Linked DNA regions of Homo sapiens: region 2 is linked to region 1. A link is an interaction called in ENCODE POLR2A ChIA-PET data of the cell type or tissue named here. Cell type or tissue: OCI-LY7. All regions are shown on one strand.

Region 1 (8,000 bases):
ATCTTTCTATTCCTTTCCACAAAGAAGTTGGGCCTGCCCAGACTGATCAGCAGTACTGTAATTTGTGCATCCCAGTTCACCCCTAACTTCTTCTCTCATACATGGAAGAAAATGCATATCAGTTAGAATGCTTCGGGCTGCAAGTAACTGAAAAGTCAACCAGCAGTGGCTTAAACCCAACACAGATGTTGTTAGTTACTTAATGAGTAGGCGATTCCAGAGTAGATGCAATGGCTCAGTGCTGCCATCAAAACCTAGGCTTTCCCCATCTTTTTTTTTTTTTTTTTTTTTTGAGATGGAGTTTTGCTCTTGTTGCCCAGGCTGGAGTACAATGGTGCAATCTTGGCTCACTGCAACCTCCGCCTCCCAGGTTCAAGCGATTATCCTGCCTCAGCCTCCCGAGTAGCTGGGATTACAGGCATGCGCCACCATGCCCGGCTAATTTTTTATTTTTTTTAGTAGAGACGGGTTTCTTCATGTTGTTCAGGCTGGTCTCAAACTCCCAACCTTAGGTGATCTGCCTGCCTCAGCCTCCCAAAGTGCTGGGATTACAGGGGTGAGCCACCGAGCGGTGGCCGGTTTTCCCCCTTTCTGCCCTGTCATCATCAGTGTCTTCTGCTACAGCAACAAACATTCTCTCAAAACTGTGTCCAGCAGAAAGGGCCAAAAAGGGGTTGGGGGAGGGCATTTGTTTGCAAGATTGAATTTTTAAAATTAAGTGACTGTCTGTAGTGACCTCTAAGAGAGTACTCATGACATAATTTTGTAATTATTTTTTACCTGTGAACATGCCTCACCTCCACCCTCCACAGCCAGCTTCTTCATGAACAGAAACTGTATTTTAGGACTCTGCTTCCCCAGTCCCTGGCACAGTCTAGGCACCCACAGTGTTGACAGAAGAGGGGGCTCTGAAGGGGGCCAAGAGTGAAAGGTGGGGAGGGACCACAGGTGAGGGAGGGGAGGGGTCCTTTGCTAGAACCAGGGAACTCAAAGGGAAAGTGGGCATCAGGGTGCTCATAGCATAGGAAAGGGGAAGTGGTAAGTCTGAGAAAAGGTGGGAGAGGGTTGCGGCAAACCTTGGCACAGTCTGGAGAGAACCGCAGAGAGGAAAGGAAGGGTGTAGAGCCTGAGGTTTATGCCAACACAGCTTCTTCCTTTAGGCTTCATAATATTTCTTCCATCTCACTGGGCATTGTTTCCTCCCAGCAAGGTGAGTGTGTGGCTGTCACAATATCCAGAAGTGTCCAAGTGCAAGTGAGCCCTGGGGTGGGTGTTACTGATGGCTCCTGGAATAGTTGGAGGAACGAAAGACTTTTAAATCCACTTCCTTTTTCCCACCCATATGGTCTAATGGAATTGAATGCTTAACACCAGGCACTTTTTTAAAAAGTAGGGAGGAGGCTGGGTGCAGTGGCTCATGCCTGTAATCCCAGCACTTTGGGAGGCCAAGGCAGGCAGATCACCTGAGGTCGGGAGTTCAAGACCAGCCTGACCAACATGGAGAAACCCCATTTCTACTAAAAATACAAAAAAATTAGCCAAGCCTGGTGGCAGGTGCCTGTAATCCCAGCTACTCAGGAGGCTGAGGCAGGAGAATCACTTGAACCCGGGAGACGGAGTTTGTGGTGAGCTGAGATCATGCCATTGCACTCCAGCCTGGGCAACAAGAGCAAAAAACTCTGTCTCAAAAATAAATAAATAAATAAATAAATAAAATTAAAAATAAAAAGGGGAGAGGAGAAGCTAAAATATTGGGGGTGATTAAGAAAGAATGAAGTGTGCCAGGCACAGTGATTCAAGCCTACAGTCCTAGCACTCTGGGAAGCTGAGGCAGGCAGATCACTTAAACTCAAGAGTTCAAGACCAGCCTGGACAACATGATGAAACCCCATCTCTATGAAAAATACAGGTGTGTGCTTGTAGTCCCAGCTACTTGGGAGGCTGAGGTGGGGGGAGTGCTTGAGCCTGGAAAGTTGAAGCTGCAGTGAGCCAAGATTGTGCCACTGCACTCCAGGTTGGATGACAGAAAAAGACGCTGTTTAAAAAAAAAAAAAAAAAAAAGGAAGCAGATCCAAGCCCCTGCCCACCCCTAGTCTTCCTTCCTATGGTCCCAGTCTCAGCATCCGGCATTCTCCCTGGTCTTGGGTCATGACCTGTCTGAGCAGGGTCCTGCTGAGACTTCCACTGGGTGTGGGGTGGGGAGGAAGCCCACAGGATTGGGCTGCCCCCAGAGCCCCTTCAGATCAGCACAGACATGCCCACGGCTATGCTTCTACCCTGTGTCTGGAAGTGGGCTCTCTTGTGGTCCTATTCTAGCTCTTGTCAATCAGAGCAGACCCAGTTTCCCTCAGTTCCTTCCTCCCCAAGGCTGGTCCCTGGGAGGCAGGGCTCCCTTCTCATTGTCTTAATTCTTCTCAGTCCCCTTTGGATAGGAAGGACATCATTCCAACTGGTTCACCTGCTTTATCTTTCCGGGAGAAACAAAGTTTAGCTCATACTAGGAATGAAAATTTTTTGTTTGTTTGCTTTGTTTTGGTTTGGTTTTAGAGACAGGGTCTCACTCTGTTGCCCAGGCTGGAATGCAGTGCTGTGATCACAGCTCACTACAGCCTCAAACTCTGGGCTCAAGTGATCCTCCTGCCTCAGCTTCCTGAGCAGCTAGGACTACAGGCACACACCACCATGCCTGCCTAATTTTTAAAAATTTTTGTAGGCCAGGTACAGTGGCTCATGCCTATAATCCCAACACTTTGGGAGGCCAAGGCGGGAGAATCACTTGAGGTCAGGAGTTCAAGACCAGTCTGGGCAACATGATGAAACTCCATCTCTACAAAAAATTAGCCCGGTGTGGTGGCACACGCCTATAGTCCCAGCTACTCCAGAGGCTGAGGTGTGAGGATTGCTTGAGCCCAGAAGGTGGAGGTTGCAGTGAGCTGAGATACCAGCACTGCATTCCAGCCTGGGCAACAGAGTCTCTAAAACCAAACCAAAAAACAAAGCAAACAAACAAAAAGTTTTCATTCTTAGTATGAGCTAAACTGTTTCTCCCGGCAAGACAAAGCAGGTGAACCAGTTGGGATGAGGTCCTTCCTTTCGAAAAGGGACTGGGAAGAATTAAGGCAATGAGAGGGGAGCCCTGCCTCCCAGGGACCAGCCTCAGGGAGCAACAACACAGGGGAACTGGACCTGCTCTGATGGACAGGAGCTGGAATAGGACCACAGGAGAACCCACTTCCAGACACAGGGTAGAACCACAGCGGTGGGCGTGTCTCTGCTGATCTGATAGTATCCTGAGAGCCAGCCTGATCCTGTGGGCTCCCTCCCTGCCCCACACCCCACATCTTGTCTCAAAAAAAAAATTTTTTTTTTTGGTGGAGACAGGGTCTTGCTATATTGCCGATTGGTCTGGAACTCCTGGGCTCAAGTGATCCTCCTGCCTCAGCCTCCCAAAGTGCTGGGATTACAGGCATGAGCCACCATGCCTGGCCAATGAAAAAATTTAATAACCGGCTTATCCTGCCTGAAACAAAACATCTCTGAGTGGTTTACTAAACACATCAAAACCCAAAACACACCCAGTATCTAACATTTAAAATATTCAGTATGACTCTCAGATTACCTTTTCCTGCGGAGAGACAAGCAGAACAACAGTCTCGAAAAGATTCCCCACACAAAGGAGACTATTGTGTGGTCCGACAGGATCTCTGGGCTGAGTTGGGTAGTTGCTGAGGAGGGTAGAGGGTTTGAGCTTCACCCTTGGGGTTTTCAATGGTGATCTCAGCAAGGGAGTTAAGAATCAAAGCCCTGGGACCATGGCTGTGAAACCTTTGAAAGTAGGAGAACAGCTGTCATGTGCCCTGTGGGAGTTTCACTATCTGCTGCCTCTTCGCTGTTGGCACAGTCAGTGTGTGCCCCTTAAAACACAAGTGGCCGGTGCGATTGCCTTCAGCAGCAGCAGACTGTGAAATGGTAGGCTGCCGGGTTCGGGGGACAGTGTGGATAATGTCTATTTTTTTGGTTTTGTTTTGTTTTTTTTGAGACAGAGTTTCACTCTTGTTGCCCAGGCTGGAGTGTAATGGCGTGATCTTGGCTCACCGCAACCTCCGCCTCCTGGATTCAAGCGATTCTCCTGCCTTAGCCTTCCAAGTAGCTGGGACTACAGGCATGTGCCACCATGCCCGGCTAATTTTGTATTTTCAGTGCAGACGGGGTTTCTCCATGTTGGGCAGGCTGGTTTCGAACTCCTGACCTCAGGTGATCCACTCAGCTCGGCCTTGCAAAGTGCTGGGATTACAGGCGTGAGCCACGGTGCCTGGCCTAATGTCCAGTTTTAAGAGACAACGTCTGCAGATTCCTAGGGCTTATAGCTCAGGGGCAGAGGAGTCAGAAGTCACCTAGTCCTCCCCAGGCCTCCGCAGGCTCCAGGACTCTTCCCTCTGCCCACTGGGAAAAACTAGATGAGCCAAAGCAATGGGAAAGCTGGAGTGTTGGAGGTAGCTAGAGTGTATTGTGTCGCGCGGGGGAGGGAGGGATTGGAGGTAGCCAGAGTGTATTGTGTCACGCGGGGGAGGGAGGGATGCTTCAGGCGGCTGATGACTATGGGGATGTGGGTGGCGTACTCCAGTAGAAAAGCTACACTGTAATATTTGTGACAGTCCCGTTAACTGTAAAGCACTATCCAAATGCCATTATAAAATCATCCTGTTGTCGACAATTTTAAGAGAAAAACTTCTGCCCAGTTGCCACTAGAGGGTGACCGAGTCCCGCATAGTTGAGAAGGTCTCGGGCAGGGAAGGGCCCTTGGTCTACAAACGGAGAGGGTATGAGAGGGCAGCTCTGGCTGGCTGTGGCCGTGGAAATGCGGCCTTCGGCGGGCCCTGGGTTCCAACGCGAAGTTGAAGCAGGCCACCTTTGTCAGGGGCTTCCGTCGTTGTTCTCTGGAATCCCAACACCCTGCCGCGAACACACTCAGGTGGAACCCCAGGTCGGCGGCCCAGGGCTCTACCCACCGGCTTCCCACGAGAGCTCCGTCTTAAGACTTACCGTCGCCATTCATTTTCAGTTCTTATTCCCAGGGCTCTACTAAATACCACCTACTCTGAGAAACTCATTTACGCTAAGGAGCTAATAATGGCAGACAACGATTTAGTTTTTAGCCCTTTCGGGGACACTCATACTTAGGAGATTTGGTTTCTTTTAAGGGTGTGTAAGCTTAGTCTCCTCAGGCCCCCCTGCACTGGGGGTGATAGTAACTGTAAGGCACCGTGCTTTTCTAGCATGTTCTGGCACTGTCATGAGACCATCCCCAAAAGCCTCTCGCACACATTTCCGAGACACCCAGGATGTTTTACAGGAGCTCGACAATGCCCTTTTTTTTTTTTTTGAGACAAAGTCTCACTCTGCTGCCCAGGCTGGAGTACAGTGGCACGATTCTGGCTCACTGCAACCTCTGCCTCCCGGGTTCAAGCGATTCTCCTGCCTCAGCCTCCTGAGTAGCTGGGATTAGGCACCCGCCACCACACCCAGCTAATTTTTGTATTTTAGTAGATACGGGGTTTTGCCATGTTAGACAGGCTGGTGTCAAACACCTGACCTCAAGCGACCCACCCGCCTCAGCCTCCCAAAGTGCTGGAATTACAGGCATGAGCCACCGTGCCCAGCTGACAATGCCTTTTTAGCCTCCACCTATGCCCAGACCCCCATGGTCAGCTGGGCACACCTCTGACTGCTTCCAGTGCAGCAGCAGAGGACCCACCCACACCCACATGCAAGGACGCCCTCGGTGCACTAGCCCAAAGCTCTATCCTGCTCCCCAAGATTGGAATAATATTCACAGCTAACACTTAGAGCACTTATGTGCCTAGCACTTTTCCAAGTGCTTGTACATATTTAATCTTCACTACACAGTAGGGGAGAACTCTTACCATTGCATTACCTTGTTTCACAAAGGAGGAATTTGAGGCCCAGAAAAGTTAAGTACTTTGTCCAAGTCACACAGCTGGTACGTGGAAGAGCCAAGATTCCAACTCAGGCCATCTGACTCATCGGCCAGGTTTCTCACCAGCACACACACTGCCTCTGCAGAGAGCGGGTGAAACTGCATTGTCAGTCTGTCCTCACCAGCTATTCCCTCACCAGAACTCAAGGCCAGACCCTCACCCTACTCAACGCTGCCCCTTCCTTCCAACCTCAGGCTTGAGGGCCTGGCCTCCTTCCTTTAGTATTAGTTATCATCTGCCGGCTGCTCCTGAAGCTCTCCCCACTGCTGCCCTGGGCTGTAGGGGGCCTGCTGGAGAGAGAAGCAGGCGTTGGTTTGGAGGAGCCAGGTGAACTTTGTGCAGCCTCTCTTATCACGCTCTGTAAGCAGTCAGCCACCTCATCTGATTAGCTGGTGTTGGTCTCCTTTAAAGATGGAATTTTCCCATTAGAGTCAAATGAGAGCAGGATCACAGAGTTAGAAGGAATGTGAAGGCTCAAGACCCGTATTCTCTTGTTTTATACAAAATAAGAGCCCACAGAGATTAAATAACTTGCTCAAGTTCACAAAGCTCAGCTGGGCTGAAGCCATGACTAAAATGGGATCATTGTGTTAATAACAATAACAATGATGAGGCCCAGTGTGGTGGCTCATGCCTGTAATCCCAGCACTTTGGGAGGCTGAGGCAAGTGGACAATTTTTTTTTTTTTTTTTTGAGACAGAGTCTCACACTGTCGCCCAGGCTGGCGTGCAGTGGCGTGATCTTGGCTCACTGCAACATCCGGCTCCCGGGTTCAAGCGATTCTCCTGTCTCAGCCTCCTGAGTAGCTAGGATTACAGGCACCCACCACCACGCCCAGCCAATTTTTGTATTTTTAGTAGAGATGGGGTTTCACCATGTTGGTCAGGCTGGTCTCAAACTCCTGACCTCATGATTCGCCCACCTCGGCCTCCTAAAGTGGCTCATGGCCACAGGTGGATCTTTTGAGGTCAGGAGTTTGAGACCAGCCTGGCCAACATAGTGAAACCCCATCTCTACTAAAAATACAAAAATTGGCAAGGTGTGATAGCAGGCACCTGTAATCCCAGCTACTCAGGAGGCTGAGGCAGGAGAATTGCTTGAACCTGAGAGGCAAAGTTTGCAGTGAGTTGAGATTGCGCCATTGCACTCCAGCCTGGGTGACAGAGCAAGACTGTGTTTCAAAACAAACAAATAAACAGCAACAACAACAAAAATGATGAAAACTAACATTCCTTAAGGTTTTACCGCATGCCAGATACAGTACCAGCACCAAGCTGGTACTTAGATACATTATCTCAGTTAATTCTTTCAACAGCGCTACAAGTAACAGCTTTAAGAGCTCTGTTACCTTCCTCATTTTACAAATGAAGAAACAGATTCCAAGAGATTCCAAGAGATTAAGTAACTTCCTCAAGATCACGTGGCTCATAAACTGTGGAGCAGATGGTACCCAGGTTTGTCTTTGACTCCAAAGTCGCTGCTCTTAATGATTAAGGCACACAAGGGAATCACAAGCACTCTGATAAAACTCCTGCGAGAGGAGCCCGAACCTGGCTATGCCTTGGTTGGAGCTGAGGCACGGGTACGATGGGACATGGAGACAGGCCACAATCACACATTCCAGTCCCCTCCACAAAACCACAGAGCTTGGATGACATGGACCCAGATTTCCCTGGGACAGAGCTTGAACCCTGTATACTCAGGTTCATCTATACAGAGTCAGGCTGGGAAGGGTAGATTATAGGGAATAACATACGGGCCTAGGGAGGAAAAATACCCACTGTAAGTTAGGAAGGATCCAGGCCTAGGGGACAAGGTGGCTCTTGTTCCTGTGCAAGCCTGTGCCGGACCCACGCCTGGTCCCCTGGAATGCCTGGGTGCTCTCAAGGGGAGGGCTGTATGGTAAAGCAGAAAGAGCCTTCCCACGTGGGCTCACGTGACTTTGCTATAAGCCCTCCATCCTAAGGAAAGAAGAAGCAGGAGTGCTTTCTCAACTGGCAG
Region 2 (8,000 bases), 1.4 Mb after region 1:
TTGGCCCGGTGTGGTGGTTTATGCCTATAATCCCAGCACTTTGGGAGGCCGAGGCTGGTGGGCCCAGCTTGGCTAACATGGTGAAACCCCGTCTCTACTAAAAATACAAAAATTAGCTGGGCGTGGTGGCAGGGGCCTGTAATCCCAGCTATTCCGGAGGCTGAGGCAGGAGAATCGCTGGAACCCAGGAGGCAGAGGTTGCAGTGAGCCAAGATCACCCCAATGCACTCCAGGCTGGGCGACAGAGCAAGACTCCATCTCAAAAAAATAAAAATAAAAATAAAATAAAAAATAAAAACAATGGGAGAAGGTGCAACAACAATGGCCACCTGCATCATTGTCTACATCTCTGTTATCAGAAGCAGTAATCAGAGCACAAATCCCTGATATTTGGAGGACAGGGTCTTTTGGCCCACCCTAGCTCCTGTAAGCTGTGTGCAAGCTACTCCAGGAACATATGCACAGCTGTCTGCCATAGGGTTGGAGGTGGGGGATGGGTAGCTGCTACTGCTCTAAGAGCTGATATTGACCAAAATTAAACACAAATTACTGTTCAAGCCTCCCCCTGGAATTTGCAAGCCTTCAATAGACTCCAGAGTTCCAAAATAGTTGTATCAGACAGATTCTGCCAGTGCAATTGTTTTCTAAGAGGGGAAACATTCCTAGTGCTTCCTACTCTGCCATGTTCCTAGAATCCTCCCCTAAAAGTAGTTACTTCAGATCTGTAATCCATTTAGAGTTAGTTTTTATATAAGATGTAAAATTTAGATTGAGGTTCTTTTTTTGCCTGTGGATTTTCACTTGCAACACTGTTTGTTTGTTGAAAAGACTGTCATTTTACCATTGAGTTGCCTTTACACCTTTCCAAAAATGTAATGGCCGTATTTGTAAGGTCTCTTTATTTTGTTACACTGATCTGTGTCCACCCGTTCACCAATACTACATGATCAATTATTGTAGGTATTTACTAAGTCTTAAGATGGTGTAATTCCTCCAACTTTTTTCTTATTTTTTGAAATTGTTTTAGCTATTCTAGTTCCTTTGCCTTTTCATATAAACTTCAGAATCAGCTTGTCTGTATCTAGAAAAAAAAACCCTACTGAGATTTTTATTGGCAATGCATTAAATCTATAGATCACTACAGGGAGAATTACTATGTTGAGTCTTCTAATTCATGCACATGGTATGTCTATTTAGGACTTATTTGATTTCTTTAATCAGTGTTTTATAGTTTTAATCTTTTTTTGAAATGGGGTCTTGCTATGCTGTCCAGGCTAGCCTCAAACTCCTGGGCTTAAGTGATCCTTCTGCCTCAGCCTCCCAAGTAGCTGGGACCACAGGCATGTGCTACCATGCCCAGCTGTTTTATAGTTTTTAGCACAGGGATTCTATATATATTTCATTAGATTTATACCTAATATTTCCTAGTTTTTAGAACTATTGTAATTTTTTTTTTTTTGAGATGGAGTTTTGCTCTTGTTGCCCAGGCTGGAGTGCAGTGGTGTGATCGCAGCTCACCGCAACCTCCACCCCACTGGGTTCAAGCAATTCTCCTGCCTCAGCCTCCCAAGTAGCTGGGATTACACACATGCACCACCATGCCTGGCTAATTTTGTATTTTTAGTAGAGACGAGGTTTCTCCATGTTGGTCAGGCTGGTCTTGAACTCCCAACCTCTGTTGACCCGCCCGCCTCAGCCTCCCAAAGTGTGGGATTATAGGCGTGAGCCACCACACCCAGCCTTTTGAAATCTTGGTCTCCACTTGTGTATTAGTTTATAGAAATTCAGTTGATTTTTGTGTATTGACCTTGTCTCCTGTGATCTCACAAAATCACTTTAGTTGTAAGAGGATTTTTTTGATAGATTACTTGGGGTGTTTTTGTTTACTTATTTTTGTTTTGTTTTTGTTTTGAGGTAGAGTCTCACCTTGTTACCCAGGCTGGAGTGCAGTGGTGCAATCATAGTTCACTGCAGCCTCAAATTCCTGAGCTCAAGCAGTCCTCCCATCTCAGCCTCCTAAGTAGCTGGAACTATAGGTACATGCCACCATTCCAGCTAGTTTAATTTTTTGTAGAGATAGGATCTCACTATGTTTCCCAGGCTGGTCTCTAACTTTTGTCCTCAAGCAATCCTCCTGCTTGGGCATCCCAAAGTGATGAGATTACAGACATGAGCCCCTGTACCAGGTGTGTTTTTGTTTTTAATGCAGACAAGCACATATTGTCTATACATAGGAATAATTTAATTTCTTCCTTTCCTAACGTATGCATTGTATTTCATTTTCTTGCCTTATTGCTTTATCCAGGATTTGCAATACAGTGTTGAATAGGCATGGTAAGAGTAGATGCCCTGACCTTGTTCCTGATTTTAGGGGGAAAGCATTCAGTCTTTCATTTTAAAATACAACATTCGTTGCCAGTTTTTTTGTAGTCATTTAACTTTTTAACATTCCCTTCCCACTAGGATGTATGCTCCATCAAAGCAGGCTCTCTCTGCTCTCAGCTCAACTCCCAGTGCCTGGCTTAGTGCCTAGCAGAGAGTAGGCCCTCAATAAGTATTCGTGGAAAAAAAATGAAGATTTAGTACTTCTCTACTTCGCTAACTTAGCCAGCCACAATCAGGGTTCTGTATGACAGACAACAGAGGGACTTGGCTGAATATGCACGACATTAGAAGAATAATCTTACAATAAATACCCCAACAGATCCAACTAGGCATTGGCCCCATAGAGTTGACAATCTTAAGCTGCAGAGCATTTGTAGATCAGCTTTTCTGCAAGCTATCCTGTGTCAAAGCATTTATCTATGAGGAATAGATGACCGCAGTATAATAATTATTTCAGATCAAGAGCATTCCATTCCCAAAAGGAATTTAAACAAAAAGCTTTCAGCTCTGAAAAACAGGGGTTTTCAGGATAGAGAATCCCATTGCTCTGAAATCTTAGGCCCTCAGATGGGTGGGGTTGTTTCGCTAAATTTATTTCAGCCACTTATAGAAACAGAAGGGGGAAGAAGGGGGTGGGTGCCTGCACACCAACCCTGGCTCTGTAGCATTAATATCTGCCGGGTTCAGGCTTTTATTTGGGTTTTGTTTTACGTTGCGGGGCTGGAGAGACAGGCAGGCAGCAGGAGTGTCTCACAAATGCACGACTTTCAAATTGCAGTTTCCTACCTTTCTCCATGTACGTTATCGAGAGAGAGAGAGAGAGAGAGAGAGAGAGAGAATCTGCTTGCTTTCTTTCCGGCACAAGTGTGAGTGGAGGGAAACTGGGGTATTTGTCCCTGGCCCCCATGAGAACCCCTACCCAATCCCACACACACATACCTCCAATGGCTCTACTACTTGAATTTTAGGGGTTGTTGGATATAAAATTCAGGCCTTTTAAACCGTGTTTACCTCCTCCCCAGCTTCCCCAAAGCACTGAACACACATTCTCCTTAGTCCCTGATACCTGAACAATCTCTTCTGCCACCCAAACCCCTATAACTAGAAAAAGGATTTGAAATGATGTTGCTTTTTTGGCCTGGCGTGGTGGCTCACGCCTGTAATCCCAGCACTTTGGGAGGCTGAGGCAGGTGACTCATGAGGTCAGGAGTTCAAGACCAGTCTGGTCAAAGTGGTGAAACCCTATCTCTATTAAAAATACAAAAAATTGGCCAGTCGTGGTGGCAGGCACCTGTAATCCCAGCTACTTGGGAGGCAGAGGTTGCAGTGAGCCGAGATAGCGCCACTGCACTCCAGCCTGGGCGACAGAGTAAGACTCCATCAAAAAAAAAAAAAAAAAAAAAAAGAAATGATGTTGCTTTTTTCAAACTTGTTTTTTGCTAAATTTGAAATACTTTACAAAGCACAGGTTAATGACCTCCCACAGATGTAAGGGGAAACTGAGGCACAGGAGCAGGAGGTGGCAGCAGGTGACCCGCACCTACTGCAAGTGGCTGAGATTGAAGTCCAGTATTGATGTCCAGTCCTTGGCTGGCTCTCAGAGGTTCCTGGCTGAACTCAGGACTAGAGAAAGCCTGGGCTCTGTATCTGGGGGCTTGCTGCTGCCTGGCTGCTGCTGTTTGCTGGCAGAAAGAGGAGACATGCATGAGGAAGCTAAGAAATCTGCTGTGCCCGAGACTTGAATAACTACATGAGAACATGGGGAAGTACCGTGCACAGTGCCCAGCCCATGGGAACCCAAGTGCCAGTTTTCTTCCTTGGCTGGGTCACCAAGGAAGGTGGGAGAAGGAGCGTCTGTCCTCTCCTCTCTCTACCCCTGAGGCGGGAAGACTGGCAGGGACTGGTGGGAGGGAGGGTGGCCTGGGGCAGATGCTGGGGAGAGGCCTGGTTTGCAGATAATCCAGGGGGGTCTTGCTCTAAACTGTGGGGTCATCTTCAGGGCAAATCAAGGGATTCACACTTACTAGTAAGCTGTAAAGTGTTCACAGGTAAACCAAGGTACTATTTTGTCCTAGCATCAGTGAGTTTGCTTTGGAATTATCCTCCACTACTCCCTAGCAAGGCCCTGGTATGGCCAACTCCACCCTGAGAGCTGTTCTTTTGAGAAACAGGAACCTCCCCAGCCAGAGCAGAGATCAGACAGCTCTTGGAGGGTTGCCATGTGGACAGCCGGCGGGGGAGTGAGAGAGGACGGGTCTTTGCCACAGCCCTGTGACTTCTTTAGTGCTGAGTTTCTCCCACCAACTGCACCCTCCACCCCGGGGTACTGTGGGCCCCCAAACCAGGGCCTGCTCTTGTCTGACCAAAGGCAACCAGATCTGCTGCAGCTGCTGGGTGAGGAAACAAGCTCTCCCAGAGACCAGGGAAGCAGCTGGAGAAAGATTCCTGCCAGCCCCGGGGGTGTAAATATTTATACAACGTGGTGCTGGTGCGTGGGAAGAGGGAAGGCAGAGCGAGGTGGCAGGAATGAGGAGGCACTGACACGGACAGATTTAAGGAGGCTGCACTTGGGGCCCAGCTAGGAGTGAGGCGGCCCAGGCAGGAAGGAGCAGGAGGCTGCTGGGATCCTAATCCCCACTTGAATTCCTATGTCAAAGAGGCTGGGTCTTTGCCCCCAGCTCTCCTGCCACAGTCAAGGGGAGCAACTTGGAAGAACATTCATCACCCATCCCCTAGTCATTCCTCCTGTTGATTATAGCCCTCTATATAAAGCAGGAGGCACTGCCTGGAATCAGAGATAAACCAAGTCCACAGGGCCTAGGAGTAAGGGCCTTTGGCCTCCTGAAGTTTATGCTTTTCGGGTCTTAAAGGATGCTGGACCCCGAGAGTTGGACTCCAGAGCTAAAGGCTTAGAAAATATAAACAAAATACAAAATGTAAGCAAAGAGTTGTCTCAAGCCTTTATATAACCAACAGCACTTCCCTCAAGTGACAGGGAACACTGTGCATTGATGAAGATGATGAAGGACAGATGGGACCCAGAAAGAGAGCAAGGTGTGCCTATGGAAACAGCCCTCAACCACACTTGCCAGAGAAGCAGGTGGCCACCATCAGCACAGAGCCTAGAAAAGATAAGGCAGTCCAGTGGGTGTCTACCTGGAGCTCTTGAGCCCCCTCACCCCAGGATGCCGCTCAGCTCCGGGTGTGCCCAGGCAGAGCACTGATCCACCGGCCCCTCAGCCGCACCCACTGAGGACTGACGCCCCAGGATGGGAAGCATGCCTGGACCGGTGGGGACAGCCAGATGGACTCCAGTCGATTTGCCTTGGACAGCTGGGGAGCAGGGCCCAGGATGCTCCCACCCCACCCCACCACTCCAGACAGGGAGGGGTGTGGTTGCAATTTCTAGGATTTCTCTGCCACTATGCCCATCAAGAAGTGCCACCTGCCTCATCAGTACCAGGGCTGACCCTCAGAGCCTCCCACAGGTGGGGTTTGCCCAGCGGCCAAGAGTCTTTAATACACCCCACAATTACCAGCCTCTTCTAGCATTCCCCCTGCACCCTCAAAATGACCACTGGCCAAGGGCTGTGATAGTGGGAAAAAAGGACTTTCCACTGGAAAACTGCCTCTGTCTCCCCAGCAGACACCTCTGGATGCCCAGGTCAACTTCAGCCACTGAGTCAGAATTGAAGGAAACCCAGACTCGGGTCCCAGGAGGCAGTCCCTATGCTGCAAAGTCTTCAAACACAGCACCGAGTTTTGTAAGGAATACATTCCCAGTGGGTGCAACTCCATGGAGCTCCAGCCTTTCCTGGTCTAACCTGGTTAATCCTCCAACCCACAGCCCGAAGGGTGGATTCCATTGCCTCCCCGAGCCATGAAGTCCCAGGCCCACACACTGTGGAGGAGACACCATCTGCCCCAACCCTCAGCCCAGGCCTGGCAGACAACATCAACCCTAACAGGGAGAGCAGCACTGTCCCCATCCCCCTCCCCAGAAGGACACCAGGGCTGGGAGGAGAATCTTCAGGCGCCCAAGACCTCTTCTGCCGCCGTGGCTCTGCCTGCCGGCTGTGGCCTCCTCCTTGCCAGCTCTGCTTAAACAGATGAACAAGAATAAAAGCTGTGTGACCCAAGGAAAGCTTTAGGGAAAAGAACTGAAGCTGAAAGGGAAAAAAAAAAAATCCCAAAAAACTCTTAAGAAATGGGAGAGGATCAGAATTCAAGAAACAGACAAAATAAATCATCCAGGAATCCAGATGTAAAACAAGGCAGGCCAAAAGAAAATAAAAATTATGCTAAGAAGGCAGAGTGAGGTGGGGAAAGGAGCTGAGAAGGATAAAGAGGGGGCCAGTTATAAATATTCTGAAAAGGGAGAAGAATGTCAAAGCAAACAACACCCAAAAAATTTTTTTTTAAAAGACCCAGGAGAGAAAAGGAGGCAGCAGTGAATTTAAAACAACTGCCCTGATCCCAACCAAATCCACTCAGTAATGTTCTGGGTGACTACAAGTGAGTCTTAGGGCTTTTGTATATGTGTGGATTTCAGACTCTTCCTAACACTGAACAAGGACAGTCCTAGAAAAGCAAGCTTTCCTTCTCGCCTTTGTGTTTCCTAACTTTTCCCACCTCACCCCCGCTGTTAGTCTGTTGCAGAGAAAGGGCTAGTCTTCCTGGGACAAGGCCAAAAACCAGTCCAACTCACCCCAGAGTAGGGTGGCTGCCATCATGATACCCTATGGCTGGCTCACTGGAGAATTTGAGCAGGAGCCCTGTGCCAGGAGAACATCAGGTATGAGTAGAGCGGTGTGATCAGCTTTTCATCTAGAGAGAGGTCCGGCCCAGCCACCTTTCTGTGGATAAGGGCTCATCTAACTCACAGACACACCATTTCTAGAAAAACAGAGGTTCATGGCAGATTGGCATACCCACCTCTATGCAAAGCCAGAGAAATCCCAGCAAATGCAACTTTTGTTAACAACTAAAATGATTTAAATTAATTTCCAGGTGTTCCCAAGGGAGCCTAAAGACAGCCACAACCATCGTTCTGGTTGGCAAACAGCTTCTTGAAATTCAATGCCTCAATGCCTTGTGTCCATAAACCCCATGAAAACTTATGGAAGATGCTAGTCCTTTGTCGGCTTGGCTTCTTTCAGCCTTCTAACTGTTCTCTGTCTTCTGTAATTCTGTCAGTGCCTCCCTTCTCCATGACTGCTTTGGTTTTTCCAATTTCCTTACTTAATCAAACCTCTGCCCACTCTTCGTTTCCCTAAGGGAGCAGGAGTTGGGAGAAAGCTGAAGCAAACCCAGGCAAAATCCAGAAGCAAAGAAAGTAACACATGGGTGTTGGGTTTAGTGGCCAGCTGTGCAATTCCCAGGCTGTCCTCAGTGGGTGAGGCAGGATCCCCATAGACAGGCGGCTCACCAAGCACCTTATACTGCTCCTCCCAAGTTCAGCCACACCCTGAGCTCTGATCAGCTGGGACAAGGAAAATGGTACTCATGTCAGCCCATCTCCCTCCAAAAATTCTTACATACTTGACCCTGATACTTCTATATATTCCAAAAGTAACATTTTTTTTTTCTATCAAAAACTGAGAGGTGACAAAAAG

The links. Peaks named below come from ENCODE experiments on the same cell type or tissue, not always from the same donor. Only the 100,000 strongest peaks of a DNase experiment are listed, where the experiment ranks them.
Region 2: POLR2A ChIA-PET joins it to region 1 with 7 read pairs; 2 of 35 experiments call an interaction of 5 or more read pairs at or near these places.

The regions. Positions count from the first base shown.
Region 1 is chr14:67,422,557-67,430,556 of GRCh38, forward strand. It overlaps a transcript of GPHN not described here. Among named protein-coding and RNA genes, the nearest start is that of PLEK2, 14 kb to the left of the region's middle. In OCI-LY7, a CTCF peak has its summit at 4,742 (motif pointing right); a DNase peak (open chromatin) is centred at 4,765.
Region 2 is chr14:68,802,588-68,810,587 of GRCh38, forward strand. No RefSeq gene overlaps it. Among named protein-coding and RNA genes, the nearest start is that of ZFP36L1, 14 kb to the left of the region's middle. RefSeq lists an enhancer at 4,559-4,608. In OCI-LY7, no CTCF peak of the experiment used is centred here; DNase peaks (open chromatin) are centred at 4,094 and 4,564; H3K4me3 peaks cover 1,357 bases; H3K27ac peaks cover 2,324 bases.